Regions from separate parts of the Homo sapiens genome. Here region 2 is linked to region 1. Evidence: chromatin loops called from intact Hi-C (ENCODE). Cell type or tissue: IMR-90. All regions are shown on one strand. Links, peaks and the distances in the headings refer to the core of each region. The heading gives the core; the rest is flanking DNA. Region 1 overlaps LOC105376126 (a long non-coding RNA gene). Region 2 overlaps LOC105376126 (a long non-coding RNA gene).

What was found. Hi-C counts contacts between places; a loop is a spot of excess contacts. Peaks named below come from ENCODE experiments on the same cell type or tissue, not always from the same donor. Only the 100,000 strongest peaks of a DNase experiment are listed, where the experiment ranks them.
Region 2: a loop joins it to region 1, with 2.4 times the contacts of the local background. A loop is called at or near these places in 3 of 110 quality-filtered maps.

What each region holds. Positions count from the first base shown.
Region 1 is chr9:87,184,884-87,201,116 of GRCh38, forward strand. It overlaps LOC105376126 (a long non-coding RNA gene), which reads right to left. Exons shown (of 15, transcript XR_007061642.1): 13 at 13,053-13,238; 14 at 11,310-11,396; 15 at 11,067-11,183. Among named protein-coding and RNA genes, the nearest start is that of LINC02872, 44 kb to the left of the region's middle. RefSeq lists a silencer at 7,271-7,565 and an enhancer at 14,977-15,478. In IMR-90, for the core only: no CTCF peak of the experiment used is centred there; DNase peaks (open chromatin) are centred at 9,408 and 9,778; H3K4me3 peaks cover 315 bases; H3K27ac peaks cover 1,604 bases.
Region 2 is chr9:87,272,703-87,288,935 of GRCh38, forward strand. It overlaps LOC105376126 (a long non-coding RNA gene), which reads right to left. Exons shown (of 15, transcript XR_007061642.1): 2 at 10,227-10,344; 3 at 7,725-9,412; 4 at 5,176-5,351; 5 at 4,987-5,064; 6 at 4,179-4,318; 7 at 3,941-3,997. Among named protein-coding and RNA genes, the nearest start is that of LINC02872, 130 kb to the left of the region's middle. RefSeq lists an enhancer at 3,695-4,894. In IMR-90, for the core only: no CTCF peak of the experiment used is centred there; a DNase peak (open chromatin) is centred at 7,899; H3K27ac peaks cover 1,852 bases.

The sequences.
Region 1 (16,233 bases), core at 7,897-10,396:
TGAGTCACATCACCTACAGTACTAAGAGTACATTCTCTTCTTGTAGGAGATTTTGTTTTTTTAGGGTTAACTTTTTAAAGAATTGTTTTAGATATCTTAAGAAGCCACCCCAAACTCTTACAAAGATATACTAACACATTGTCAGTTTTATCTCAATGTCTGGCTGCTTTTCATATTAATTTTCAACCAAGACTCCCATCCCTCCCCCGACTCCTACATTTTAGACATTCTTGGTCCTCTAATTCCTGAGGTTTTCCTGAGGTTCTGCAACTATAGAAGGAAGAATCTTGCCAGATCCTTGGCATGGAACCTGCACAATACAGCTGGCTATGACTGCAGATGAGCCCAGACGTCAGCCCGGATGATGGTTGAGGTGAAGTTAAGTGGTCTTTGATGCTCCCTGCCCTCTCATTTCTGTGATTTTTCATGGGCTCAATGTCTTTCTTTTCACTCATCCTCTCTAGCTGCCTTTCCCACTCCCTGCAGTTCTGGGGGATTCTGTCTTAAAGATGTGTGTGTGGGCAGGTGCCAATGCAGTGACCCAATAAATTTTTTCTCTTCGCTGAGTCACTCAGAGTCAGTTTTCTTTTTAAAATCCGTCTTCCTGTAATAACCCTTTCCTGAGACAATCCTTGTTGACCGGTACAACTGATGCCCACCTGCTGTGAGAACAGGCCAGGATAGAAGAAACTCCAAGGCTGGAGGAAGGCATTTTAAGTCACCTGACATTAAACCAGGCTGACTTCCCTTTCCTCTGGACTTGCTCCATCTCAGCTTGGTGTTCATCTTAATCATTATTTCTCTAATTGTTTCTCACTTTCCGCAAATTCATATACAGAGGTGGATTATGAGTTCCCTCTCATATTCCATGCATGACTAAGCTGAAGAAATAGAGCCCCTGGGAAACATCCAGACTGGCTTTCTACTTTTCTGTAGAGACAAATATGGTGTAGCACAGTAGAACAGCAAGGGCCGTACAAGAGCCCTTTTGTATGTTGTTATGCTTACATACCAGCACAGCCCACACTTATCAATAATAATGATTAATAATGATGATTAAACTAGTTTATTGTTGGGTCCTTAAAAGGTCTCAGTTTAGATAGGATGCCTGTGTTAACTGTCTACATACACTTTGAAACAGGTCCATTTTTAATGTTCAGTGTGAATAGAGAGGTATGTAAGTGTGTGTTTTGTATATATGTGTGTTGTGTGTATGTATTGTGTATGTGTGTGTGTTGTATGTGGCTTTTCTTAGTCTCTCTGCACTCCATCATAGGTGTGAGGGCTGGCTTGGGTGTGAGAATTGGGAAAAAAACTATTATTTGCCGGTGTCATCATGGAACAGCAATCACCACTTCACCAGTCTATGGAGGGCCCCCATCATGGGGCAAGATAGTGTAGACCCTGGGCAAGGAGCTCCACTGTGACCCTCTTATCCTCTGATTTGGAATTTTCAAGTGATTTTTTTTTCACCTGATTTATCTCTTCCCTACCCCTTTTAATTTCCAGTAGGCTTGAAAATCCATAAAACCTCCATTTTTCCCTTTGTAACCTCCAGATGCTTGTGTTTCACTCTCAGGCAGTGTTTTTAGCCTGAGGCAAACTGCTTAAATTCTGAAACTCTAGTTTCCATTTTAATCCACTTTTAAGGCAATACATCTAATTACATACCAAGTCTAACACTTTTTTGAACAAAAACCTCTATCTCCACCCTCCTGCCCTGCTTCTTCCATTATAACCTTGGCAGTGCTTTATCCCTTAGAGACTGCAAGGGGACACAGGTTGGGTAATCTTGACAGTTTTCATCATTTCCCAGATACTGTTTAAATATGATGCTTGTGTGAATTTACTGGTAACTCACTTATATTTAAATTATTGTCATATATTTTCGTATCTTTTTGTTCATACTTTAGATCATTTTGTAAAATGTAACAGAAGTAGAGAATCATATAATAAATAACATGTGATGGTTAATTTGAATGTGTCAACTTGACTGGGCTAAGAGATGCCCAGATAACTGGTAAAATATTATTTGTAATTTCATCTGTGTGGATGTTTCCAGAGAGATTAGAATTTGAATAGGTAGACTGAGCAAAGAAGATCCACCCTCACAGTGTGAGCAGGTGTCATTCAAATCACTGAGAGTCTGAGTGGAAGAAAAGGAGTAGCATAGAAAGGGTATATTTGCTCTCTGTGTTTAAGCTGGGATCCATCTTCTCCTGCCCTCTCAGACTGGTGTTCTCAGTTCTTGAGCCTTTGGACTCGGACTAAATTACACCACCAGCTTTCCTGGGACTCCAGCTTACAGACCATTGATCATGTGACTCCTCAGTCTTCATATGCCTGTGTTGGCTCACATGATATGTAATTCTATTGCTTCTATCTCTCTGGAGAACCCTGATGAATACCCCCCATGTACTCATTCAACAATGAACTCACAGCATCTATACCCTCATTTCATCTATTCCCTCTCTCACTCACTCATCCCAGTATTATTTTGAAGCAAATCTAGACATCATAATTTTCACTCTAAATTGTTGCTCTAATACATAAATATTTGCCTCTTTATTTAAATTTTATAATACTATTATCATACCTGTAAAAATGAGTCATTTCTTACTATTATCAAATGTCTTCAGTGTTCAATTTTCCCTAATCATCTCCTAAATGCCTTCTGCTTTACAGTTTGTTGTTTGAATCAGGATCATAATAAGGACAATACATTGCAATGAGTTGGCAATGCCTCTTCAGGTCTCTTCTAACCTATAATGTATTCCTCCATCTCTTTTTGCCACCTTTGCAATTTATCCCGTAACAAAACCAGATCATTCATCCTGTCGAGTTTCCCAGTCTGGATTTTGTTGATTGCACCCATTTTGTTATTTAACCTATTTATCTGTCCCTGTGTTTCCTGTAAACTGGTGGGTAAATCCAGAGGCTTTTGCAATTTAGCTTTGCATCCTGATGTGGACTATGTAATAATATCTCTTTATGCAATGTTCCCGTTAGCACTTTCATTTCCAGGAATCACAGCATGATGTGAATGCATATTTTGGAAGGAATATATATTTTTTCTCTCCTTTCCTACTTAACTGACATTCACATATTCTCTGGGACTTGCTTTCCCTGTACTTTTTGGACTAAAATTGTGGGTGCTTTTTCCTCCCGAAGGACATTAAGGAGATTAATTTATGAGCTCATTTTGGTGAAATCAGAATTCTTAAATCCCAGCCCCCCTCCCCCACCACATTCAAGTAGATACTATCGCAGCAATGGGCTCCATCTGACTTCCAGTGGCCACAATAAGTGCATGGAGATTGTGGCTCTTCAGAACACATTCTCGGGAAAAAAGTAACGAGCTATGCTTTTGCTGAAAGCTAATATGATCCATTTATCCTCCCATTTCCCACAAACATTTATCTAATTTAGTCCATGTGGATGTAGTTTGGCTAAAATAATTAGGGAGTTTCAATGTGACTGGCTCACGACTCTTTGTGGACAGAGCTCTATGTATCCCCCATGGCACCTGGCAAAGGGGAGTACACCCTGCCCTGGTCTCAGGGAACTTACAGTCTTGTATATAAGCAAACGCCCAACTGACTACAGTGCAAAATGTGCCAGAATAAAGATTATATAGGAAGATGGACAAAACCCACTGAGGCTTTGAACAAGATGATATAGATCATATAGGAAGATGAACAAAGCTAAGAACAAGAGTTCTCAGCAAGGAAAGATAACAGCCGGGGACAAAATCTTCACAGAGAAGGTGTGTTTTGGAAACAGACTTCCAGGACAGAAAAAATTTTGACAAAATTTCAGGACTGCATTCAGGACAGAGGATCTAGCACAGACCAAGGCAGAGACAGGAAACATTTTGCTGGGTTAGGATGTCCTGGAAGTATCTAGCAGTGGTTCTCCATTTTGGTTGCCATTAGAGTGACTTAGGAGCTTTGAAAAATACAGAGGCCCAGGCCCACCCCAGACCAATCAATTCACAGTCTCCGAGGAAGAGGTCTATGTATTTGTGACATTTGAAAAAATTCCCAGAAGCGATTTTACCGGGCAGCCAGGGTTAAGAACCACAGGCAAACAGTGAAGCTTAGCAGAGGGTTAGGACTAGGGAGGTGAACAGTTAGGGTGCCCCGAGCTGGGCCCCTCTCACCTGTTTCTGGCTATGGAGAAAGTCACCAGAGAGTAGCAGAGCTGCCAGAAACTCTTAGATCTTACCTGGGTCTATCCTCTTTTGATTGTATGTGCTTATGATGCAACTAATACCAGAATGGCGTCTTGTGGTGAATGAGCTAAACATTACAAATAAACACAGAATAAACACCAGAAAGGCCTTCACCACCGTTCTCTAAGATTCCCACTGGAGAGGTGACTGTTGAAAATCATCCAGTCCTTCTCTTTCCTAACCTCTCTTTAGATATTTACATTCTTGTGTGTGGGTAAAATTTTTAGTTCACATATTAGAGCGAGAGAAATACCACACATTTATTTTCTCTCCCTAAACAAATGTAATCTATTCTAAATTCTACTTTACTGGACTGGCGGGGAACTCATTCCAATAGACACTGGGGTTCCCTCTTACACTTTGGCACCACCAGCACTGACTTTAGAGCTTATGCCTTCCAGAGAATTCTAGAAGGGCTCTCTATTTTTATTTCATGCTGGTCTGCCTGTAGCCTCATGGCTTAAGTCTGTCTCTCTCTTGAAGACAGGCAACTCCCTGAAGATTCTGGGGCACACGTAGGCATAAAGATGTACTACAATTGCTCAATGCCACTGCTCTTGGGATGCAGTCCCAGTCCCACCCTGAGAATCATGGTTCAGCTCCCATCTGGGTGCTGCATAAAAGTGGAATCCAGGCCGGGTGCGATGGCTCACGACTGCAATCCCAGCGCTTTGGGAGGCCAAGGCAGGCAGATCACAAGGTCAGGAGATCAAGACCATCCTGGCTAACACGGTGAATCCCTGTCTTTACTAAAAATACAAAAAAATTAGCCGGGCACGGTGGTGGGCGCCTGTAGTCCCAGCTACTTGGGAGGCTGAGGCAGGAGAATGGCGTGAACCCAGGAGGCAGAACTTGCAATAAGCCAAGATAGTGCCACTGCAGTCTGGCCTGGGGGAAAGAGTGAGACTCTGTCTCAAAAAAAAAAAAAAAAAAAAGTGGAATCCAGGTCTTCATTAACACCCCTAAGGAAAGGGGCATATCTGTTTTTTAAGACCAGCTAAATGTCACCTCTTTCTTCAAGTTTCAGCTTTTTTTTTTTCTTACTAAACCTAAAATATGTTCCTGTGTCCAGGTGCAGTGACTCACACCTGTAATCCCAGCACTTTGGGAGGCCAAGGTGGGAGGATCACCTGAGATAGGGAGTTTGAGACCAGCCTGACCCACATGGAGGAAACCCTATCCCTACTAAGAATACAAAATTAGCTGCGCATGGTGGCGCATGCCTATAATCCCAGCTACTCGGGAGGCTGAGGCAAGAAAATCACTTGAACCCAGAGGCAGAGGTTGCGATGAGCCGAAATCACGCCATTGCACTCCGGCCTGGGCAACAAGAGCAAAACTCCATCTCAAAAAAAAAAAAAAAAGAAAAATTATGTTCCTGTATCCCTACTCCCTTTTGGGTCATTCCGGGATAGTCCCCCATGAGTCTAGGCTTTTACACTAGTAGCCTTGAGGGTGTCATCTTTTGGGCTAGCCTCCCAAAAATGAGCCTCCCTTGGTTCCCATGTAGCATGGGTGCTGAGTTGGGAGACAGAGATTTTGCCATCAGATCAGCTGTGGCCTGGCAAAGTGGCTACCAGCAGAAGCTAGAAGCAGGCCAGGAGTCCAGGTGGAGGGTATGGCAAAGACACACAGGGAGGGTCAATGGGAGCCTAAGTGAGCTATAGCTAGTCCTTGACTCTACCTCACTATGAACAAGTCAATAAACAGCAAACAAATCATAATATACAGACTCTGGCATCAGACTGGCAAACAGATGGCCAGGACAGAGAAGCCCCAGGGTAAGAAGACATTACAGGGACATCCCATACAGAGGTGGGGCTTCCTCCCCTTGAACCCCACACTATTAAGACCCAATAAGCTTCTTTATACATCCATAGTCATTTTGTAGAGAAGCCAGGAAAGTAAGTGGAACTCTGGGACACTAGCATCAGCATTTTTACCTAAAGCCATTGAGCAAAATTGCAATGGACTGTTTAAAATTTGCATCAGCCTAGACTGTAGTTACTTGACTGGAGTAAATTTTATGATGTAGTTTTTTTCCTGCTGCTCAATGACTGAGACTTGGAAGAAGACCACATTACTTTCTATAATAAAGAAACACTTCCACAGGCACAGTGGCTCATGCCTGTAATCCCAACACTTTTGGAGGCCAAAGCGGGCAGATCACCTAAGGTCAGGAGTTCAAGACCAGCCTGGCCAACACGGTGAAACCCTGTCTCTACTAAAAATGCAAAAATTAGCCAGGCTTGGTGGCGGGCACCTGTAATCCCAGCTACTCGGGAGGCTGAGGCAGGAGAATTGCTTGAACCCGGGAAGCAGGGTTTGCAGTGAGCCAAGATCGCGCCATTGCACTCCACCCTGGGCAACAAGAGCGAAACTCCATCTCAAAAAAAAGGAAAAGGAAACATTTCCTCTGTACATTTGAATTACAAAGTGATTTCTTTTGTGATTCTGCTTCCTTTGCATTTCACTAAAGAATAAGGTCTTTTAATATTCTTTTAATATATTTTTAATTATTTGTATTTCCTTTCCTACCAATTTTCTGTTCATACATGTGTCTATTGGTGTGTATCTTATTTTCTTTATTTGTAGGACCTCTTTATAAATATTGAATGTAGCACTAATTTTACATAAGGATGAGACCTGGTGAGGGAAGATAAGTGACTTTTCCAAGGTGAGAGTACTGAATAGAGAGTCGTAGCTACGGAAACCAGTCCACTTGTGCTCCTGAATCACAACCTAGGCTATCTCTCACTGTTCAACTCATCTATTTTGAGTATAAAATTAGGAAATATGCTTATATAAATATTAGAGATTGTAATCATTTATTTTTATAACACTATATTTCTCAGCAAATATTTACTGAGTTTCTAATATGTTCAAAGGACTGGGATAGAGAATAAAGATAAAACAGTGAGAAAAACAGATATGATCCCCCATGAAGCTTATAGACTAGAAGGAAAAAAGCATTACTCAGACCACTACACCCATCCACGTAAAGACATATGGTAATGAGGGTGCTGCCCTTGTCTCAGGTTCAAGGAAGGCTTCTGTGAGAAGTAGCATTTGAGTTGAGATCTGAAGTATGAACAGGCATTACTTAGGTGAGAAGGGATGAGGAAGAGCATTCTTAGCCAAAGAAACTGCTTATGCAAAGGCCTTGTGCAGAAAGGAGAATTACTCACTCAAGGAACAGAACAAAGCCCAGCACGGTAGAAAGTTAGAGTTCGGAGGCAGGTGGTTAGGGGATGGAGAGTGATCCAAGACAATGCTGAAGACAGGAATGTAGGGGTTACATCTTACAGGGCCTTGTGTATTCCAAAAGCACTTGCCATTATTTGTAGTGCAGCTGAATACCTGGGCAAGTCTTCCCAGACATAGAAGGTCTCTTGTCTCCCCACTTTTCAATCCCTTACCCCATTCTACTCTCTCTTAGTTTTCATGGGGAGAAGCACTGTCAAGAAAGGCTTTTGTAAATGGAATCCCTGACTCCTCCTTTCTAGAACCTGGAAATCCTAATGCATCCCACTCATCTACTGATCCCTTCAGCCATCAGGACTGAAAATACATTTTGTCAGTCTACACCAGCATCATTGGTCTGCAACAATATTGTGAAATTCTTGAGTCTAGCTTGGAGAACACCTACAATCCCATCCTGGGCTAATTCATTTCCTTCTCCCCCACTTCTTTCACTGCTACTCAGGAAAAGAATTCTGTTTTCCTTAAGAACTAACTCTCAGGACAGGACCTGAAAATCTTTCTCAGTAAAGACTAGATATTAATATGATGTGAAACTCCTGTAGAAAGGTACAGACTGCAATACCCCACCCGCAAAGAATGGCATGATGGCTTCTGTAATCAACCTGGATTAGTCTATTTTCAGGAGAAAACAGAAGAACTTCACTTATGCCCCTGGAGTAGAGAGAGAGAGTGTGTGTGTGTGTAAAAGAGAAAGAGGGAGAATGGGCAGGGAAAGAGAGAGAGATGGGTGGGGGAGGAAGCTATTACCTGATTGATTTTGAGTTATAATCATTAGGTTACATTAATCATGCTATAAGGCTGTTGTTAGTCACCAGTATCCACTTTCAGACACATGGGAAGATGTCCTTTCTCGCTCTCTTTGATGTCAGGTATGGCAGTGCAAGTTGCTCTGGCCAATAGAATGTGCATGGAAACAACATATGGTAGTTAATTGTGGTTAACTTCCTAGACTATTCTTTCCTTGTTGCTACAGTCTTGGATGCATGTGTTAACATGGAAATGCCATAAGAGTGAAGTAGCCTGGATTGCTCAGAGGTCAATCATGGAGGACAACTGTTTGCCCATATTCATGGAGGGCTATAGCAGAGAGAGAAAACTTCAGGTGAGCTACAGAGACTTTGGGGTTGTCTACTACTGCAGCATTGCCAAGCCTATCTGACTAATATATATGCTTATTTAGGAACTTAGAAACATCAACGTGCACACATAAATTTTGTGTGTGTATGTGTTGTGGGGTGTATGTTTGTTGGGTATGTGTTTGAAACAGAGAGAGAGAAAGAGAAAGACAGGATTGATTTATAGTGAGAGCTTGATTTTAGAATAAGATACAAGTTCCTTAACTGCTTGATTTTAGCCAGTTTGGGACTTTTAGTTGTAAATTACGCAAATGGATATATAAGCATATATAAACAAATACATGGCTTACTTAAGTGTTTATGCACAATATGAAACATATTCTTATGTTTTTGTTTTGCACTGGCATACAAATGTACTATGGTCACTCAGAGTTGTCTTCTACAATCCACAAATAATATTTGAAAACTTGAGCTAACTAGTCAATTAAAAGCTCTAGGCAAACTTCATCTGTAAGATGCATTCCAGATTACCGTCTGAATCATGGACAATGTACACTGTACATTCATACCAACAGCATAAGAAAAAGCCAGAGCTAGGTTTAGTTTTATATTTCCTGAGTTTTCTTGATTGCCGTCTGATCCTTGATGTTATTCCAACATAGAGTGATTTTTAAAGGAGAATTTAATTTGATATAAGTCTGAATATCCTTTGGAATGCTAAAAACCAGCATTACTCCAGCAACCCTAATGAAAAACACAAGTTCCGTGTACCAATTTGTGGTCAGAGCCAGCATTCCAGCCCTGCTCTCTCGTGGCTGCTAGTACTCCATCGTGTTCCTTTTCCCAGCCCTTTGCTTTTCTAGCTAAAGATGTCAGAGGCTGTGGCCCACATGGTATGCTAAACAGCCCACTGCTTACAGAAGACTCTTACAGCTCAAGTGCAAACACTTTGAACTTATAAAACACACCACCATCACTACCATCAGCACCACTAAATGGAAGTCTCTGAGGATTTCCTATTAACATCCCGACAGATAGATGTGCACTTATTTTAAAACAACCTACATGTGCACACAGATGCATTTCCATATAGATTCAAGACGAAAAGCACAGCACCTTCCAGAAGAAAACTCATACAATTAGGCTGAGGCTGATTCACTCTCATGTTTTATCACCGGTGTGGAATGCCAGTAACAAGAGCAATCATTTGTTTGTGAATTCACGGAAGACTGGACTTTCACACTGGAAAGGGACTTCCCAATGAATAGCAATGGGGAGACTTGCTGTGTATTAGCATATTTTATCTGCCCTTGTTTTGAAATTAAACAGAGTTGTGGTTGAAAGGGGAAGGCACAGATTGCCACTGGGCTGGCTTTTTAGAAAAGTGGCATTTGGAATGAGGTTTAGCTAAGTGGGCAAATTCTAAAGTTAACTCTTAGGATTCTTGGGCTTGCAGAAGACATTTTGCCTCCTCGTGTGATAACAGAATCTTCTAGTCACTACTATTCTTTCCAGAAGGCTACTCGTTCTTGGATACAATGCCTCTCTGTTTTGACTGGAGATACTTAAATATAAATCAGGAGAATTCTAAGCTGTAGTAAAGGCTAATCTGCAAAGCTGAATTAAATTGTATTCCACATGTATTTACTGAACACATATTGTGTGCCCAAAGCTAGTCTAAGCACCTTGGGGTCAGGGGAGTGGAGGGAGAAGATAGATGGATGGATCGCAAAATTGAGATTGAGATCAAGATCAAGATGGAAATAGAGCGAGAGGTAGATGCATAAGACAATAAGAGAAAATTCAAAGTACTATGTCATTAAAACCAATGAATATTCTAGAAGTTCTAAGAAAAAATGATGAGCATGAGCTGAAATATTCAGGGTGGATATCAAGAGGAGAGGTGAGCCTACATCTAAATTTGACAGAAAAGGGGAGGATTTGGATGGATAAGGAGCAAGCATTCTGGAACTGGGAGTCAGTTACTAAGCACAATAAGTGTGTAGGCTTTACATTGTCAAAGTATAATCTTCTAAACATTAAAAGCATGACTCATAAAAATATGAAGTGCATAGCTTTCAAAGTTCTACTTAGCTCATTAATGGGGGAATCAGTATATTGTAAAGATGATTCAACAGAATGTACAAGAAATCAAAGTACATGTTGTTCATTAGAGTCAGAAGACTGAAATAAGATTGCTAAGTCAAAAACAAAACTGGTTAATGTTCTATGGGACAACAAAAACTGTAACATTTGAGGTTCCCCTTCCTACTGGACAAAAATATTTGCTTCTCTACTGTAAAAAGATCATTTGCAATTTGACAATCTCTACTGAGTTAAAATAAGTCCACAGAGTCTAGATTCTAAGCAATAATAATAAAAGTCAAACAAAAATACATCTCTCTGGAGAACCAGGTACTCCTTATGGAGGCCTGTTTGACAGTGCTCTCATTTAACATTGAAAGGACACAATATGGACAGGATCTACAAGTTTGGAGTACTTTTTAAAACAGTATTCAGACAGAAGGGAATTCTAACCTTGTTCCAGCATTTGCCCACTGTATGATGTGGCAATGTGCCTTAATTTCATGGTTCTTCAATTTCTTTATCTATAAAATATAGGCAATAATAGCTCTTGGCACACAGACTTGTCATAGGGATCAAATGAGATAATATACAATGTCAGAGTTTTGCATAATGCCTAGCACATAATGGCTAGGGTCAAGATACATTACCTCAGATAAATAGGGAAGGATCACCAGCAAAATCCCACAGATGCAAGCGACCACGGTGTTTGGAGAGCACTGGGTGGACCAGCCTGGCTGGAGAAGAGAACAGGGAAATAGAGAAAGATAAAATAATAGTTTTTAGTCAAGATTTGTGTAGATCTAAAATAACTTTTAGAAATAAGAAAAGGACAGAGAAGTGCACAAACATTTTGAGAAACCTGGGTTTTATTCCGAAGTCCATTGAGAGCTACTACCGGTATTTTTTTGTGCCGCATAATGACACGGTGAATGCAGAATTTGGGAAAAACTAACTCAGCTTTCTATAGGGCAGTGTGAAACAGGGAGAGTCTGTGGTTAGAGAGGAGAGTTAGGAAGTGGTAAAGGGTTAAGACGCCAAAAGAGAGGAAGGAAATGTACATGAATACTACAGTGTGAAACTGAAAGATTGTGGGAATGGTGTTCTCTTTGATATTAGTAGGCAGCTTAGGAAAAGAAGACAGTTTTAAAGTGAAGATGAAGAATTCCGTTTGCATCTACTGACTTTATTTGGGACAAAGAGATATGGATGTTGAAATGTTCCATAGACCATGGGAGACCAGGATTTGGATGAGAAATTAATGGTGGAGATATAGCTTTAGAGGTCACCCATCCAAACATGATATATAAAGCCTTGAAAGTCAATGGACAAATCTAGCACTGAAGAGGAGACAGCAGAGGAACAAGAATGATATGTGTGTTCTTTCTTTCTTTTTTAAAAAAAAGTTGTTTTCCAAAGGATAAAAACATAGCAGGTCATTGGAGAGAGCGGAGGGAAAGCTCTAACACTTTGGAATCGAAAGTAGAAGAGTGATGCGGGAAAGAGAAGAAAGCCAGCCCTGTTGAATAATCCCCAGAGCTGATGGAGGACGATGGAGGCAAAACTCGCTGAGTTGAGTTGACCTCCCCATTAAATGGAAGAAACTCTGGAAATACATGGAATACATTGGCTTAAATCCACTCTAAGTTATAAATAACCCACAGGAGAGAGTGTTTGCTGGTGGAAGAGTTTGCTGGGAGAAAGGAAACATTAAAGCATGGGGGAAATTGAAGGTGAGGAGATTGGAGCATGCGGTGCCTTAGGCTTGGTCTCCTTTCAAACCCGCTCTGGGACAAGAACGTGAATGCAAGCAGTTGATTTAGGATGTGATCCCAGGAAGGACCAGAAAAGAAGCAGATATTGGGCCAGGGATGGGAAGAAAGTCAATGCAGGGTACATTAATCAGCAGGGTCACACTGTGGGCAGCCAGGACTCAGTCCTGCTAGGAGCCGGGGAAGGACTGTGAAGAACCAGTTTGAGAGCCATCCCAGCTGAGCAGAGACTCTTCGGAGTACTCAGTCACCAAGTCTAGGCTGCTAGATGAGAGATGTTCCTGGATTTTAACTCTCTGGTACTTTTGGTCTACTTGTGCCTGCAACCAGAGAAAGCCCTGAGGAGAGAGCATAAGGCTGGCAGTAAGCAGCCTCTGGTGTGTCCAAGAACAGCAAGTACTGAGGGGCTACGGGTGGGGCACCCACAAGGTTTAGAGAGCAGATGCTGCAGCCAGACTGCCTGAGTGTGAATTTGGCTGGATTTTCTGCCGCTGAGTACAACTCGGGGCAGGGCTGCTGGGGTCTTCTGATATAGGTCCAGCTCAGCTTGCTTCTAGACCGGCTTCAGAAACCTAAAAGAGTCAAGTTACCTGTCGGGAGCCTGATATCATTATTACTCACCACATTTTGGTCACTTGCTGTGTGTCAGACATTGTACAAGATGCTTTCTACGTGACAGAAACCCCTGCCTCTCCACACAATCTGCTCTCTCCTTACAATCTGCTCTCTCCGTCCTCAGTGGATGGGGGCTTTGTTACTCCGGCATTAAGTGGCACAGATGAGTTAGCCTCACTCCTGAAGGTTCTCCTGTAAAGATGATTAATATTAAGAGATGCTATACTCTAAATACTCCAGAGACCTAAGGATCTACAGATACTTTTTCAGGATCGACTGGGGAATGACGGTTGTCACGGTGTTGAGAGCGTTGCAATGTTCTTATCAGACAATCACAAACACACGCTGAATCCAGAAGATGCTGGACCATAAGGCATTTCTTTTCACACCATGCAGGTCCAAGAAGTCTTTATTCTCTACTCTTTCTCCCTCTTCTCTCCCTTCTCCCCCTGTTAGTTTTCGGCTTCTCTGGCTTCCCTTCATAATTCTGGCTCTGTCATGGAAGCACATGGCAAAGCTGGCCGTGTTTCCTCTGGAGTATTCCAGGTCCACTTGGCTGGCCCTCTCCTTAGAACCACATTCCTGGGGTTATGGGGAGACAACAGCTCCCTGTCATTACTAGCTGAAGGGAATAGTAGCATCCTTCATTAGATCCTCTCAACCTTGCTCATATCTTTATAGATAGTCCCTTTATCAGCCTCACTTCAAATTACCCAATGAGGGTTTATCTTCTGTTCCTGCAGGACCCTAACTGACAATACAGCACTCAAGTAGACTACAGGCAATTCCGTGGCAGAAACCCCACCTTATGCTTCTCTCTGAGCCTGTCCTTGCAAAGATACAACCACAAATGTTAGTAGAGATTAAAACTGAGGTTCAGTGTGGACTCCATCAGAGGAGCATGACTGTTCCTGGAGAAAAAGCATTTTCAGAAGGGGCACTGTAACTTCATTCTTTTACTCAACAAATACTGAAAGCCAGGCACTGTTCTAGGTGCCAGGAAAATAGTATGAGCAAGACAGAATTTCTGCCTCCAGGAGTTATATTCTAATGGAAGGAGTGAGTCAGAACACACACTGGTATAAATTAAAAAGACAATTCCAGATAACGCTAAGTAGAATTTTTAAAGTGCTAGAACGGGAGGATACTTAGTTAGATGGCTAACTAAGGCTCTTATAAGTTCATTTCCAAGGTGATTGGGCCCCTTCGTTAGCATAACAGAGACACCCTATTTTGAGGACTTCTGAAATCATTGAGGGTAATTTTAACAATGCAATTCAATGGGAGAAGGAAAAATAAATCATTGAAATTTGGGTATTAATGTTAAAGGGACTTATTTGGACCCCAAAACAGGACTGTACATCTCTCCACCCTTATCACTGATGCGCCTCTAGTAGTCCAAGAAAAACTGTGTCATTGAAGAGTTGCTGCAATTTTTTCTTCTCTTATGGAGACTGTAACTCTGATCAAAGTGATATGAAGATGCTATTCTTTGGCTTCTGCAAATAGAATGAAAATGACTTTTGGCTGTGGGTATGTGAGGTTTTTCTCAAAATGGAATGTGAGGGCGAGCACTAATGTGCTAATAAACCTCTGTTGGCAGGAAAGAGGTTTTGTCAACGAACTGTGAGAGAAGCAGAATATAGTCCCAAGAAGTTGCAAGATGGGGTCTGCTTTACAGGAATTGGAATCAAATTCAAACGTTTTATGGTTCGGCCATTTAAACATTGACTTAAACATTTGGACATGTATCCATCTCTGGTCTAGCCTGGAGCCACTATAACTTTCACATGAAATCCACTGCAAGCTACTAATTACTGTCTTCACAAAAACCACAGTGCAGGCAGTAGCTGAATTCTGCAAATGGGTTTTCTGCTCTCAAGGAATAATGCTAAAGGGAGGAAATTTGTAGATACCCAGGACCCCTACCCACAAGTATTTCCCCAAAACTTATTAATTTAATCCCAGGGCTCTCCTTCCCTTCTCTGGGCCCCATAGCTACCAGCTTCTCTCATCCTCAGCTCTCCGGCTTCTTCCCTAACAGCACATGCATTATAGTTTCTAGAGCAAGCTGGCTCAGGACTGTTAGAGGTAATCTCAGTCGACTGTGGCACCTTAAGGATGGAGCCCCTCATGGTGGCTTTTGTCAAAGTATTTAAACACTTACACGTGCCCAGCGTGTTTGAATTCTTTTCTAAGGAACTTACCATTTGCCTAATAGAATGACAAAAGCTTGGTAGCATAAGATCTGTTCACATCCTTGATATATGAAAGGCCATGGTTCTCAGACTTTTTAGTCCCAGTGCTTCTTCACACTCTTAAAATTATTAAGGCTCCCAAAAAGCTTCTGTTTTATATAGGTAGCGTTTATTGATGTTTTCTATTTGAAATTAAAACTGATAATTTTTTAAACTTACTTAAGATAACAATAAATATATTACATGTTGTCATAAATATCATACTTATATGAATAGTAAGTATATTTTCCAAAACCAAAAATATTTAATGAGAAGGGTAGCATTGTCTTACTGTTTTGCAAATCTCATTAATTTAATATCTGGCTTATTAGCAGATAGCTGGATTCCCATTTCTGTTTCCGTATTCAATCTGTTAAAGTGCTGTTATCCTTTCCCAGTTGGTGGGAAAGCAGCACCATGGGGTAGGAGTGCAGGGGGCGGGGGAAAGAAAGAACTTTCTGCTAATCCCAAGAATGTGCCATGAGATTTGGAGAGTGAAGGAAAAATAGTCTTGAGGTGTTGCAGTTTCACAGTTTTACCCCTTGAATCTACAATGTCAGATTTCAAATATTAGAACTGGATGGGATAAAATGGAATGTATTAACGGCATTCACCATGACCTGGATAAGATTAGAGACTATTATTCTAAGTGAAGTAACTGAGGAATGGAAAACCAAACATCGTATGTTGTCACTGATATGTCGGAGCTAAGCTATGAGGATGCAAAGGCATAAGAATGATACAACAGACTTTGGGGACTTCTGGGGAAGAGTGAGGGGAGGCGAGGGATAAAAGACTACACATAGGGTGCAGTGTATACTGCTTGGGTGATGGGTGCAACAGGTTCTCACAAATCTCCGCTAAAGAACTTACTCATGTAACCAAATACCACCTGTACCCTCAATAACTTATGGAAAAATAAAATTAAAAAAAGAAAAACAACTGGATGG
Region 2 (16,233 bases), core at 6,791-9,290, 87 kb after region 1:
AATGCAAATCAGTGGGAGCAAAATGATGAGAACTTATGAATGCAAAGAAGGAAACAACAGACCCTGTAATTAGTCAATTAGTTGACTAATTACGGAAGTTTTCATCGCTAGGAAGTACCTAAGTCATCGGAGATTATTTTCATTTCTAATCAACCTTCAAGTGACACTGAAGTTCCTAATACATTGTTTATTTATTTATTTTAAACTGAGACAGAGTCTCGCTCTGTTTCCAGGGCTGGAGTGCAATGTCCAATGACCCTCCTTGAAGGTGGAGGGTGGGAGGAGGGAGAGGAGCAGGAAAGATAACTATTGGGTACTGGGCTTAATTCTTCGGTGATGAAATAATCTGTATATCAGACCCTCATTATATGAGTTTACCTATGTAACAAACCTTTCAATGTACCCCAAAACCTAAAATAAAAGTTAAAAACAAACAAAAAAGAAATGGTACAACCATTGTGGAAAACAGTACGGTGGTTTCTCATACGGTTAAAAATTGAGTTGCCATATGATATGGAAGTGCTACTTCTGGGTATATCCCCAAAAGAATAGAAAGCAGGGCCTCAAAGAGATATCTGTACACCCACGTTCATGGCAGCATTCTTCGCAATAGCCGAAACATGGAAGCAATCCAAGCGTGCACTGACAGATGAATAGATAAGCAAAATGCAGTGTAGATATACCACAATGGAATATTGTATTAACCAGTCTTAAAAGGAAGGAAATTCTGACACAGCTTATAGCATAGATGAACCTAAATGAAAAGAACCAGTCACAGAAAGCAAATCCAGTATGCTTCCATTTATACCTGGTACCTAGAAGAGTTAAAATCAGAGAGGCAGAAAGGAGAATGGCGGTCGCTAGGGGCTTGAAGCAGGGACAAATGGGGAGTTACTATTTCATGAGTGTGGAGTTTCTGTTTTACACGATGAAAAGTGTCCTGAAGATGGATGGAGGTAATGGATGCACAACTTGATGAATGTGTTTAATACCACTGGATTCTACACTTAAAAATGGTTAGGAGGGCCAATTTTATGTTATATGTATTCTTCCACAATAAAAAAAATAACAAATTAAAGAAAAAGCAGAGAGGCAGAGTTGACTAACTACAGGAGTTTTCATAGCTGGGAAGTACCTAAGTCATCAGAAATGATTTTCATTTCTAATCAACCTTCAAGTGACACTGAAGTTCCTAATACTTTATTTATTTATTTGTTTGTTTGTTTGTTTGTTTTTTAATTGAGATGGAGTCTCGCTCTGTCACCCAGGCTGGAGTGCAACGCCCACTGCCCGGGTTCAAGCAATTCTCTTGCCTAAGCATCCCTAGTAGCTGGGACCACAGGCATGCGCCACCACGCCCGGCTAATTTTTTTGTATTTTTAGTAGAGATGGGGTTTTGCCAGGCTGGTCTCAAACTCCTGACCTCAGGTGATCCACCCCCCTCGGCCTCCCAATGTGCTGGGATGAGCCACTGCTCCTGGCCTGAAGTTCCTAATACTTTAAATTACTCTTCCCCTACTGATGATCTGTAAATAAGGTATTTTAAAAGAACAAAGTTCACTGTGTGAAAAAAAAATTGAGGAAATAAGCTGACTTTCCCAAGTTTACCCAGCTACAATGGTGGGGAGTGGAATCTGAAGTCAAGCGTGTGTGTAGTACACAAATGTGCCTTTTATTTTCCAATTTTCTATTATCAGCACTGCTTTGGGAAGAAGATAGAGGAAAGAGAAGAAAAGACCCTCAGACCAATGTATACTTCTTTCACAAAACACACACCCAATGCAAATTACACAGTATAGTTAGCTGAGGGGCATAATTTGTCACACAAATAAACAAACACTATTTGGTTCCGTCTGTGGCTACTGCAGTTATAATGAAAATCTAAAAACAACTGTAATGCTTCTAACCATAAAATTATAAGGCAAGAAAATGGATTTAGATAACTGTGAGAGCCTTAATTGTATGTTTGTAAACTCACAGACAAAGCTTTTACTCAAATTTAGCTCCAGCTCAAATAGCACACCCAAATCACACTTTCTATTTAGCCCTTCTCCTGCCGTATAGATCTAAGACCCCAGGCATTAGAAAACTCTGTCTTTACAAAAGCATGTGTATTGGGCGTGGAGAGGAGGGAGGAAATATAAGCAGCTTAATGTGGCAAAGGTAGCTGGAGAGATGGGATCCATGAAAGAAAGCACTCCGGGACACCTTAACTGCATTTGTTCAATTACACCTGATCAAAGAATTCCATCAGAACTCCAGTGTCAGAACTACAAGGAGCCAGAGATCCAATGTCCTCATTTTAAAGACATTCAGAGATGGCAAATAATTTCTTGGGCTCACACAGAAATTTATATGGCTCAAGTTCCCATAGGCCCATGCTGAGCTTCCTCGCACTTCACCTCAGCCAATGCTTGGTGACTATAGCAGCATCCGTTCCTGGCCAACCCAGTAGCAAGTTGTAGGGAGCCAGCCCTGTCTGTTTAGGGCTCCAGTCTCTTTCCCTCCTCCAACGGGCTGGGTGCAGAGAGGAGAGCCAGCCAGCCCCCTCCATTCCTCCTCCCAGCCCCTAATTCTAGTCTGGCACCAGCCCAGAAACTGGGGCAGCAGCAAACGTCCTGACAAACGTCCTGCCCTGGAGGAGCTGAGGACCACAGGCAGGAGACAAACGAGAACATGGCAGAGGGGGATGTGCTGTCCAGACACTAGAGCAGGAGGGAGGCAGGAGAATGGGTGGAGTGGTGATTTTGGTAAGGGAAGAGCACTAAGCGTCTTGGATGTGACATTTGAGCAAAGACTTAAATGATGAAATGGGAGAGAGTCGATGACTGGGGTAAGAACATTCCAGAGAGAGGAAATGGCAGGATAGAAAGGCGAGCAAATTCCTAAATGATGGTTGAACAACTCTGTGAATGAATATTCTAAAACCATCTAATTGCATACTTTCAGTGAGTAAACTGTGGAGTATAGGAATTACATGTCAATAAAGTTGTTACCAAAAAAATTGAAAGTAAATTTTAAACAACAGATAAAGGCACTCATGGTTTTTCAGGTGCATATTTTTACAAACCCTGTCTACACTCTTTTTGGACAACACTAGGGAAAATTACATAAGGAGTGACATAGGTCCTTCTCACTATCCTTTCCCTCTTCCTTGTATTATCCTGCGCCCCAGCGTCTTCCTAAGAGTCTGAGGTTAACCTGTGGGTAGATTCCTGGGCTGCTGCTGGCATCATGCATGTTGGTCCCTACTGCCCCATAACTTGATTAGCAGCTTGACAGAGGCCTGTTATGCCTTAATCAGTTGTCACTATCCTTGGCCAAAGGGCCTGAATCTGAAGGAGAGGAAGACACACTTAAAAGTTGGAACAGTAGGCCGGGTGCAGTGGCTCACGCCTGTAATCCCAGCACTTTGGGAAGCAAAGGCGGGCAGATCATCTGAGGTCAGAAGTTCAAAACCAGCCTGGCCAACATAGTGAAACCCTGTCTCTACTAAAAATACAAAAATGAGCCAGCCATGGTGGCAGGCACCTGTAGTCCCAGCTACTTGGGAGGCTGAGGCAGGAGAATTGCTTGAACCCAGGAGGCGGAGGTTGCAGTGAGCCAGATCATGCCATTGCATTTCAGCCTGGGCGACAGAGCGCGACTCCATCTCAAAAAAAAAAAAAAAGCTGAAACTGTAAAATCACCTTCTGTGGGCTGTTTAATTACAACTCCTAGAAACCCACATGCCACAATTAAGAGAGTGTGGTCTAAAGATTGGGATTTTTAAGTGCCCCAGCTGGCCAATAGGACAGAAATGTTTAATTCAGGGCAACTTTCCTGTTACCCTGAACCAAACCGAGATAACTGACTGCCTTCTCTTTTCAGGCATTCATTTACCAGAAGAACAGGGAATGAGCAAAAGAAATTCTCAAAGAATTTTTCTTTTGATACTTACCCACACTTCCTGTGCTCTGAGTCAGACCACAGAAATTGACAAATATGTGCAGAACATCTTAGAGGAAAAATGAGAAATGAAGACAGATGTCAAAACTATGTAGAAACACAGCCGGCCATCTTCTTAAAGACTCACTTTAACACGAATAACATTTAACTCCATCGTCAACAAAACCGAACTTCCTAAAAAATAATTCAGCATGGATTTCTATGAGCCATGTTGACTGAAGACAGATAACCTGGCAGATGTGTTGACTCCAACAAAACAAGGCGAATGTTCTCAGGTTTTGGGTATTGTGTCTCTCTGAGGTGATAACCACAGAGCGAGTTTCTCTGCTCTTGGTGTGAAGCAGTTTCAAATTGTTGAACCCCAGGGTTGCTGAAAGAGAAAAGCAAGTTATTTCAATGCAAGAAGAAACAAATGGCAGTCTCAAGCATGCACAGCTCAACTCCCATAAACGATGAAGGTAGCCAAGGTTAGTGAGCCCCATGGGGAGTGCTGAGGGGTGAGCTTACCACAAAAAAATGCAGGCCCCAGCTTGAAATGTCTATAAAACTAATTGAAACAAAAAAAGTACAGGTTTTTCTGAGCACACCAGGAAGAGTCTCAATCAGACAACCGTTGTCCACTGGAGACTCTCACAGGCTGTGGTGGTCTCTGGACAGCTGCTGCGGAAGGGTTGTCCCTTATTTCTGAATTAAATGAGGGAGGGCGGGGAATAATATGTTGAGATCCAGGAGGAGGTTATTTAGCAAGAGAAAAATATACTGGCAATGCTCATTTAAGGAAATTTGCTACACACATTTATCTTGTTTTGGTGCTGCTGTTGTTGTTTTGGTTGTTAAAATCATAGTTTCTCACACAGGAACTGAAAAAATAATGACTAATTGCAACTTGTGTTACAACATATTGTTCCCCCAGGTCAGTGCATGTTGAGCAAAGGTATGTGGCCAAGTTTTATTTGGGCTAGAAGAATCCAAGCCCTCCACATAATCAAGAGAGAAGCCACCGTGTGACCCAAATGAACGTAGGAGCAACAAACCTACAAGGCTTCACCTTCAGCTATTTCTCTCTCTCTTTGCAGAAGAAGGAAGCCAGAACCAAGTTAGAATCAACTTGTCTACCTTGTACAATATAAAGACAATGGTAATTAAGAACATTATTAAAGAGGAGATATCCAAAGTGTCAGGAAAAAAAAAGCACCTAATAGATTTTTTGAGCATTTCTATTCCTACCTTATATTTGCTATGAATTTCCATCACTCCTCTTCATAGTGACATCTAAATGCTTCCATTACAAGAACTATATTTGTTTCTTGTAAAATACCTTTTACCTCTGGATTCTTCAGAATTATGGCATGCAGTGTGCTCATAAACACTATCTGATCTCTTCCAAACACAGTTGATCTCTCCTGTAAAACATGCATGACCAAAACTTATTTTGCTGGGAAGCCATTCTGCTAACACAAACTCTCTTCTCAAACATTGCACCTTGAATTTGAGGACAACTTTAGGAGCTAATATGGTTTGGACATGTGTCCCCTCCAAACCCCATGTTGATATGTGACCTCCAATGTCAGAAGTTGGCCTGATAGGTGGTGTTTGGGTCATTGGAGTAGATCCCTCATGAATTGCTTGGTACTGCCCTTGTGGTAATGAGTGAGTCCTCACTCTATTAGTTCACAGGAGAGCTGGTTGTTTAAAAGAATCTGACACCCCTCCTCTCTCTCTCTTGCTTCCTCTCCCTCTCTCTCTCCCTCATCATGTGATGTGCCTGCTGCCCCTTTTCCTTCTTCTGTGAGAAAAATCTTCCTAAGGTCTCACCAGAAGCTGAATAGATGCTGGTGCCAGACTTGTACAATCTGAAGAACTGTGAGTCAAATCAACCTCTTTCCTTTATAAATTACCCACTCTCAGGTATTCTTTACAGCAATGCAAAAATGGACTCCACGGGAACTTTTTTGGAGATCCTATCAGATGAGTACTTCCCAAGCTCTGTTTAACTAGGGTAATCATATAATTTAATGTCTAAACAAATACTTGAAGAATAAAAGGGGTGCTATAAATAATGATTCCTGAACAACTGGTATAAACTGGGACACATGAACATACGGTCGCTCTGTCCCATAACATTTTCCCACTCTATTTTCTGTTATCCATGATCCCTTATCATCTAGGAGATTTGGAAAGCCTCTACTTCTTGCTATTTATTTTGAGAAAAAATTAATTATGTTGAATATACTTTTTTACTCTGTGAACACTCCTCCAGAGACATCACTGTTTCTCCCATGAGGAGGTATATGTGTCCCCACTGAATCTGATCAACTGAAAATCACTCTACTGGGCAGAAATTTGCCTGTTCTTTGGCATTCTCGCAGGTAAATATGCTGCTGTAGAGAAGAGAGGAAGTCACACTATGTCTCTGCCCTGTTGAGCATGAGTTGTTCATAGAGTAAAAGGTCACTTTAGGGCAGGGAATTTAAAAGATGGCTTCATTGCAAACATCGAGTCCAAACTGAATCTAGAAAAATTTCAAATATTTGGAAGGTTTCAATGAGTTCACACTCAATGACTGACCATCAGACAAATCCATCACTGCTGTCCTAGGCCTAGTTACTAAGTCAGCTACACCAAGTCTAATGGAAATATAATCAAGGCTAGTAAAAATGTCCTACATAATGTGGGAGACAACTGCACTTCAATTACTTGGTTATTTGAAAAGGCAGTGATAAAAAGGCATTTATGTGATAGAATAGGAATAATATTTCCACAGTGCAGCCCTGGGAGAAATAAAGGGTCAAACACCACCATGTCCATGAGTCTGGTCTTGTCTGGAGCTGTCACTGACAGGGCATGGAGTCACAGGACTGCTCCGTTTTGCTATGCATCATGCCCTGGAATGGATGGAATGGAGTTGTCCTAGATAGAGTTGCCTTTGGCAAAGGGGAAAAAATGTGTATGCAATGGTGTGCTCCAACAGTTTAGTAAGAGGGATTGCTCTGCTGCAGAGCCCTTAACAAGATATACCAAAGTTGTTAATATACATTTAACAGAATGGAACTGGCAGGTGATGGAGAGATTTTAGTGACCCACAGCACACAGGATAGAAGCTCTAAGTCATTGACTTGAGGGTGCTGAAGAAGCCATTTAAACAGTTTCTAGTCTACTCATTCATCTTTGATCATAACATTGCCAAATAAATGATCATCCTAATCACCTCTATTCTAGAATCAGCAGCTTTCAGTGTTGTGTTGGATAACCGAACCTGGTCACAATTTTTGTCTGAACACCATTTCTGGAACATACTTCGTCATAAGAATAATGTATGATGGTTGAGGAGGAGAAAAGAGGTAAGGCAGTTGGGCCTTCAGGAAGCCCCAGAACCTGGAGAGAGGGCAGGTGGCCATGTAAGAGAAAAGTATTTTCTATCCTAAAAACAACCACCAGGGCTCAGGGCACACTCAGAAGCACTGGCAACCTGTATTTGGAAAACCTCAATGGAAAACCTCAGGGCCACTTTTCAGGTGTTGGAAAGGCAGGGAAGTTGATCGCTTGGAGGCTTCCCTGTCACCCATGTCTACAGATGCCTCTGAAATTTACAAGAGAAGATCTAGTTTGGCTAATGTTCCTTTTGGAGCAGTATCTTGGAGTGTTCTTTCATCTACAGCAAGTGAATAGACAGGAGTGTATAGTTTCCACTAATGAGGCATCTTCATCCTCCTCCATTCCCTTCTTACAAATGAGGTCAGGAAAGAAAACTATTCCCCACCACAACATTAAGTTACCACTGCTGGATGCTTCCATTTTATCGTTCGTCATCCACAACCAGTCTCCATGGGGTAAAATCAGCAAGAGACTCCGCGTGATGTGTTCCCTTGTCTGCAAGTGGCCACATTAATAACCTTTTGAAGGGCTTTTTTCATTTCCACTCTCTGGGAGGAATTTTTTTAACCACTCAAGCCTTGGGGTCTGTTTAAACAAGAAATTGTTTTACACTCCTGAATGATGCATTCCTCTCCAGCTATTTCTACATAACTTCCAGGATATGAAAACCGCCCAAGGCTTTCCAACATGGCTGCTTTCTTTCCTCTCATAAACAAACTCAGCAGTAATCATGCCATTGTGGTCACTCTGGGGCTTTGCATTGCTTCAACTTTTTCCCTCAGTCTTTTGTTCTGCCAGACACTGATTATGACAGTTCACCCGAATCTGGAAAGCAAGAATGCACTCTTCTGCTGGTCTCTGGCCTTTAGCCTTTTCCTTTGTCCTCCATGAATATATGAGGCCAACAGGAGGGATCTAGGCTCAGTATGATAGGCTCAATAATGGCTTACTGAGATGTCAGGTTCTAATCCCTGGAAGCTGTAAATGTCACCTTCTAAGGAAAATGGCTCTTTGCGGATGTGGATTAAGCAAATAATTATACATGGGAAGATCATCTTGGATTACCTGCATGGGCCCTAAATGCAATCACATGTGCCTTATAAGAGGGAGGCAGGGAGAAATTTGATACAGACAGAAAAGGAGGAGATAATGAGGCCATGGAGGCACAGAGTGGAGTGATGTTGCCACAGGCCCAGGAATGCTGGCAGCCTCTGGAACCTGGGAGAGGCACAGAGCAGATTCACCCCCAGAGCCTTCAGAAGGACCAAGGTCCTGCCACCACCTCAATTCTAGTTCAGTGAAAGTGATTTTGGACTTCTTGTCTCCAGAACTGTAAGATAATGAATTCCTGTTGTTTTCAGCCACTTTAGTTATTACAGTAGCCACAGGAAACTAAAATGCTTGACCACCTGCATCTGACCTTCAACATCTCCAGCTGCATGCATCACTGCTGCAGAGCTCAGAGCATCCCAGCACACACCTCCTATGGCATTCTTGAGGAGGTGCTGATGCTTTTCCTTCCTCAATTGATCCAGAGAATTAACAAACTTCTGTGGCATTCTGATGTTTTGAGAGCAAACATGAGGAAACAAAAGCCCCAAAGGAATATTCAAACATGACTTCTTTTTTTTTTTTTTTTTTTTTTTGAGACAGGGTCTCACTCCAACACGGCTCACTGCAGCCTCAACCTCCTGGGCTCAAGGGATTCTCCTGCCTCAGCCCATCAAGTAGCTGGGACCACAGTTGCACCTCATGACACCTGGCTAATTTTTTGTACTTTTTGCAGAGATGGAGTTTCACCATGTCGCCCAGGCTGGTCTTGAACTCCTGAGCTCAAGCAATCCACCTGCCTTGGCCTCCCAAAGTGCTGGGATTGTAGGCATAAGCCACTGCGTCCAGCCGGAACATGACTTTCTGAGCTCCACTGTAGGCTCCCAGTAAAACATCCTTGCACCAAGCTCCCGTCTTCTTATTGAAGCTGAAATGTTACACAAAATGTCTTCAAGCCACTAAACAGTCATCATGATTTTAACTCATCTGTTTGGATTTGGACAAGTTACTTAATTTTTCTGGGCTTCAATTTCTTCATCTGAAAATGAAGAACATAAAACACATATCTCATTAAAAGGAGAGAAAAAAACTTATTTAGCACTACACTATATCTGAAATTCATTAAATAAAATGCTTTTTCATAAGGATAAAAATTATCACCTAATGCTTTCTTCAATGACTTATGGTTTTGACTTGATGAATTCAGATAACTGGGATTTTTCTCCCAGAACAATGTTTCTGAAAAAAACCAGGGGGGAGGGAGAAGAGGAGAAATCTCCTAAGATAGCTAATGTAAAGAAACTTTAATTATTAGTTCAATAAGCACTATTTCAGTTTGGGTTTCACCATGATTTCCAAAGGGATTTTCAACTCAACCATGAAAACAACGTTCTAGATTAAAACTCATGCAACAAGACTCAATTACAGGGAAAAAATAGTTATTTTTACAAAATCTTAAATAAGAAATGGCTTATTGAGTTTTAAATCTTAAGAAACCAAAGGGAAAGAGAGAATTTCCCTTTTTTTCTTTCTGGACTTAGCATTCCATGCAACTCTGTAAAGGGCAAAAGCTTCGTAATGCTCTTTCATGGTCTTAAATATGCTTCAGAGCTGCAGGGCATTTTTAAAATACCATTAATATAAGCCAGGTTGGAAAAAAAGTGGTATTTTCTGGATTCTAAATTAAATTGGTTGCTGTCCAACATTTTTGCATTAGGAGATGCCAGGGTGGAAGAAAGGACCATTAATCACTTTCTGCAGGTATCTGGAGTCCCCTATGCACCCAGGGATGAAGAGTACCTTGGAAACAGCCTCCATGGACTCAGAGAGCACAGCTGTGGCCTCACACTTACCAGGAGTGCTGAATGGTGAGCCAGGAGGCTTGGGCCCCAGGACAAGATGGCCTGGATGCTAGGACAGGGTGACCGCTCACTCTTTGAACAGTACCTCTCTGGCCTTCTGCTTAGTGTCCTATAAAATGATGGAGTTGAATCAGAAAATCCTAAAAGCTCCTTCAAGCTCAAATACTCTGACTTCCATAAAGGCCATGGAAAATCGGGGGGATTGAAGTGTTCGTGTACACAGTCAGCACATCTGAGGACTAGCAAGTAAAGGGCTAATAAAGTGGCCAGCTCTGCTTCAGGCAAGGCTCAAAAAAAGAGGGGGAGGGGGTAATGCTGCGTCTAGGGAGGAAACTCTCACCTCCTCAGGAAGGCATTTCCTGAAAACCCAATAGAACTAGAGATCATAGACCATAGTGCCTCCGTGCTGTCTGTCGGATTCCTGTTGGTTGATTTTTTTTTCACTGCACTCACTTACCTCTATCAAAGTTATCTTTTCTCTTAAACTATGTATTTGTTTACTATCTGTCCTGACTCACTAGATATGAGTTTTGGGAGGCCGGGAACTCCCTCACCACTGTAGAGAGAAAAGTCCCTGCCCCATGGTTGGAGCCCAGTAAATGTTTCTTGAATACATGAGTGAATGAATGATTGAATGAATCTACTCTGGCCTTTTGAAAATCTGTTCTCTTCACTGAAACTGGAGTGATCTTTTTAAAATGCAAACTTAATCGTATCATTTCCCAGTGTAGAACCAACAGTGGCCCTAAAGATAAAGACTAAATCTTTCATCCAAGCCTATCGCTGGGCTCTGGCTACCCCGCTGATCCCTGTGGTTCCACTCACCTTCTCACACTCAGAAACCCAGCCTCTCTGGCCCAGGTGTATTTCTTCCCATGCACCATGCTAATCCCTTCATGTGGCCTCTGCGCACAGCATTCCCTCTATCAGGAACAGGGACCTGCTCCACCAAAAGCACATCCAAAACCTCCTCCCAACCATCACCCAACAGACTCTCACTCTTCATATCTTAGCTCAGGAGTCTCTTCCTCAGAAGAAAGCCTGCTCTGACATGCACACAGCATGCACACCCTGGAGACCCTCTTCTCTTTCTATCAGTGTGCAGATGGTCACTTATTCATGTGATTATTTGCCTAATATCTGTCACCCTCACTTTGTTGTGAGATCTGAGAGAGCAGGGGCCAGTCTGTTTTGCTTACCCCAGTGTTCTCAGGGCCCAACACAGTACCTGATGCACAGTAACACGCAATCAATATTTGCAGAACAAATGAATGCACAAACAAATGAACTACTAGCAGCTTCACATAGGGATAAAGCCAGAAGCTCTGAAATGTCTGTAAAATATTCTTAAAAATTGTTTTTAAAACCTACTGTCCTGGGTAACAAGAGCAGACCCTTTCAAAATCGATCTCCTCAAACTACAAAGCCTCGCTCTTTTCGGCCGATTAATCATATCAGAGACCGGCAAGGAAGACCCCCCTAGATATAATCCCTCTGCACAACTGGAGCTCCCTGCTGCCCTGTCTCTTTCTTCTCACTCATTCCAACCAGAACGTTTTAATTTGGAGAAAATAATGAACCTCAAGAGGAAAAGAGAAATGGAGAGGGCGTCATTGAGGACCATGGAATGTGAGTCTGTGTCTGGTTACCATTTAGGGCCTAAGAGGAAACAACACAAAAGCCAAGAGCCAAGGCACTGGCTCTTGTTTTTTTTTTTTTTTTTTTTTTTGGAGACAGAGTTTTGCTCTGTCACCAGGCTGGAGTGTAATGGCATGATCTCGGCTCACTGCAACCTCCGCCTCCTGGGTTCAAGCAATTCTCCTACCTCAGCCTCCCAAGTAGCTGGGTCTACAGGCACGTGCCACCACGCCCAGCTAATTTTTGTATTTTTAGTAGAGACGGGTTTCACCATGTTGGCCAGGATGGTCTCAATCTCTTGATCTCATGATCCACCCGCCTCGGCCTCCCAAAGTGCTGGGATTACAGGCGTGAGCCACTGTGCCTGGCCTCTATTTTTAAAAAGAAAATTCCACAAAACATGATTCTGGGGCTCTGAGCAAAAAATATTTTCTGCATTATAGAGGATCTAAAGGAAGTGTTCTGCAAACTTCTAAAAAACTCAAAGCATTTGCTATTAGGAGAGAAAAGACTGACTATGAGCTCTGAATTGAGAGACTACAGGAAGGAGTATTTTTATCCAGGGAGAGATAAGATCACAAATGTCAATCCCCCAGTACGCAAAGCTATTTAGAAGAGAATCTCTCCATACTCACCAGAAAACAAAAGCAGGAGAATGACACCATAGCCATTCTGGCATAAAACGTGTAACTGATAACAAAGGAAAGTGCAGAGATTACAGAGAAGGTGAAGGGACAAGTGTGTGCACAATGGAAAGAATCAAATGGCAAAAGCTTATCCAGGTGGCACAGAGCCAGGAGCTGGAGACTAACATAATGCTGCCTGAGATAGCAGAAAAATGTAAACACAACCTCATAATCCACCCGTGTTTGCTCCAGCCCAGGAGAAAACATCCATAAATCTTGTCGAAATGTGATATATGGGAAACTGGTAAAATGGATCTAATCCAGATCTTATCCTGACTTATGTTCCAGAGCCAGGAAATGAAAAATGGAAGATGAAATATTGGTGAGCTGTTAGTTTTCTTCCATGTACACCCCTCTCATGCCCTCTCTGGAGGGGAATACCTGAGCTGCAGTTCTGATTCCTGTAGTAACTGGAATGGCCAGTTCAACCCCTCTGGGCTCTCATTTCCTCATGTGTAAAAGGGGGCATGTTTCCTGTCCCTCCATGACCCACAAGGTCCCTAACATCTACCTGATAACAGTGTGTAGGAAAGAACCAGGTACTGGACTCCCTTCACCCCGCCCCAGCTCTTCTATGGACCTTGGGCATGTGGCTCAACTCTTTCCAGACTCAGTTTACTCATATGAAAAATGGAGAGAACAATAGAGTACCGTTTACTGTGGTTGACAGATGTTTAATAATGTGCTCAAAGCCATACAGTGAGGGCTCAGATTCGTGTCTCATTGATGCCAATGACTTATCCTTTCCACTACAGAGCACTGCTTTCCAAGGAAGCACAGGCTGAAGTCAAGTTTTGTCTTCCTAAATGGCAGTCGTTCATGATAATAATAAACCAGAGAAAGTCCTGGCACTTAAAAATGTTCAGCAAATATGAGCTACCATCATAATTACTCTTTACAATTGCAAGTCCCTTGAGCCCAATGTCCTGATGAATAAAAGAAGGAAAATGAATAACAATTTAATTCTTGACAAGGTAAAGTATCTGTACTTTTCCACCTCTCCCTACCCAAAGCCTATCTTCTAAATGTTTGTTTCATGTCATGATTCACGAACAGTCTTAAATTGCTGCCCATTTGAAAGCCCAACTGACCGACTTCATGGAGAGGTAACTGGGAAAGATGGACTGAAATTCTTAAGGTCTGGCTTGGGTAAAATCTGTGCTTTCCTGTTGTAAATAATCCATTGACTTCAAATATTTTCAAGTACTTGGTCTCACATCTGCGGGACATATGATGGGGGCTAGAGTCACAAGGAAGTGAGCCCCATTTCATTTCAGTTTTTAGGGTCTCTGTGTACCAAAACCCACTCTGTTTCCTGGAGAAGTACAACTTTTTCCAGATGAAATTCCAAGGTTTCACTCCAGCTTCTAAACAGTGACTGTGTCAGCCAGACTCATCTCCAGCCCTTACATCTGGTATTGGATGAAAATCACCAAACCACTATGCCACTAAGACTGCAATTTGGTTTCTTAAGTGGAACCTTGTGATGAAGCTCTGAAATTCACTCCTCCCTGGTTACTGCCAATGAACTAAATAAATATGGCATTAGTCCCTTCAATACTCAGCCCTAAAGCCATAACTCCATTCAGGGCAAACTCAGAGTCAAAGAAATGAACACCCAAAACAGTCCTGGCATATAGTAGATACTTAATCTATATTTATTAGATGAAAGAATAAGAAACAAGACACAAATACAAGGAAATGATCATATATAGTACCAGGTAATTCACTGGTTCCCTTTGGTATGGTATTTTGCAGATTCTCCCTTTTTAACTTGAGACCTTCCTTATTTTATGGATCAGAAAACTGAGGCTTAGAAAGATACAATAATGAGTTTAGATTTACATTAAAACTCAAATATGCCAGATTTCAAAACCCCTATTCTTTTCACTAAATTACACCACTATCACCACCCCCAGAGAAAGTTCTACTAACATCAGTTTTCACCTGCATGTAATGACAACTAAGCCAAACAAAAGGATGTTTCTTCTAGGCTTTCTTGATGCTATATAGGATTTATAAATAAATAGGTATGCCCCTCCTCAATGTTTAAAGTTAGAATTTTGCCAAAACTATTTTGTTCAAAACAAATGTTTTCATGCCAGACACTCGATTTTTGTTTTACCTGTAAGCAAAGCAATCTGAAAATTGAGTATTTTACCAGTTATGAATGGAGTTTTGACACCACATAACAGAAAACACAAATAACAGTGGCTTAAAAGAAGTCTGGAGATGAGACATTGATGACTGGCGTGGAATTTCTACAATGTCATCAGGATGCAGGCTCCTATCCTTAGCTCGCAGTTTTCAAACTTATGCTGTCTTCATGGTCCCCAGATGGTTGCTGAAGAACCAACAATTACAATGGCCATTGCAGGCAATAGGAAGATAGAAGGCCAAGGGCAAAAGACTGCATGCCAGTTGAGATAATCCCCTTTAGAATTCCTTTCCCAGAAGCCCCACTCAGTTATTTCTGTTGACATCCCTGGCTGAAACTATATCACATGACCGCCTCTACTCAGAAGAGGAACTAGGAAATGTAGATATACGTAGTAGGTTAATTGGCAACCCAACAAATATGATTCTGTTAGTAAAAAAAAAATAAAATAAAATATTAGATAAGCAACTACCAGGTCTGACACAAATGCCTTAGATATTATTTAAATATCTGTCCTTTAAAGATTGTCATTAGTTCCATGAAACTAGACACTTGGAGAGATTGCATGATGTGTAGAAGGTGAATCTTTGTTTCTGTGGAATACAACAAAGCCGTATCACGAAAGTTATCCAGGTTAAGGTGCAGGCCAGTGGCAGCATGGATAAAAGTTATCTAGGTTATTTTTTAAATCAATCTAAATAAAATTGAAGTATGATTTTACTGAGAATACTATAGCCAGGTACAATGGTGCACACCTATGGTCTCAGCTACTCAGGAGGCTGAGGTGCAAGGATCACTTGAGCTCAGGAGTTAGAGACCAGCCTGAGCAATATAGAAAGACCCAATCTAAGATTTTGTTTAAAGAATATTGATGAGCCATTAAATACCTTTGGCTTCAACGCCTCTAAACTGTTGATCTCTGAGGTTTAAAATTTTATTCCATATTCTCCAATAAACCTAAAGGCATGTGTGCCTGATCTTATGGCTATAAGCAAAGCACCCTTATCTAAAGGAAGATGCTACCACACTAAGGAAAACCAAAGATTTCCCCTTCTCCTCCTGCAAGCCCATCTCAGGAAGCTGATGGAATGGACCCTGCCCAGGGTAAGAGGGTCTCAAAAAACTCAACACCTGTGTGATTGGCAAGAATCTGAGCTCTCTGAGCAACATTGGAATCAGCCTTAAAGTTGCTTCAACTCAGTGCCTGCTGAGAGCACAAAGAGGAGGAGAAAGAGGGGCTACACATGCAGGATGGTTATCAGAAGGACAGAGCCTGACACCAAAGACTTCCAGCACAAGGCTCACTTCTGCCTCTAGTGAAGCTGCCCCTATCCCAGTTGTGACACTAATTACACATATTGGGGAATTGTTCTGGGAAACACTACAGCGAAGTTGTAACTTTAGGTTACTTCAATGTGCTGCTTTTTTTTTTTTTTTTTTTTTTGGACGTACCTTGCTCTGTCACCCAGGCTGAGGTGCAGTGGCACTATTACAGCTCACCATAGCCTCGAACTCC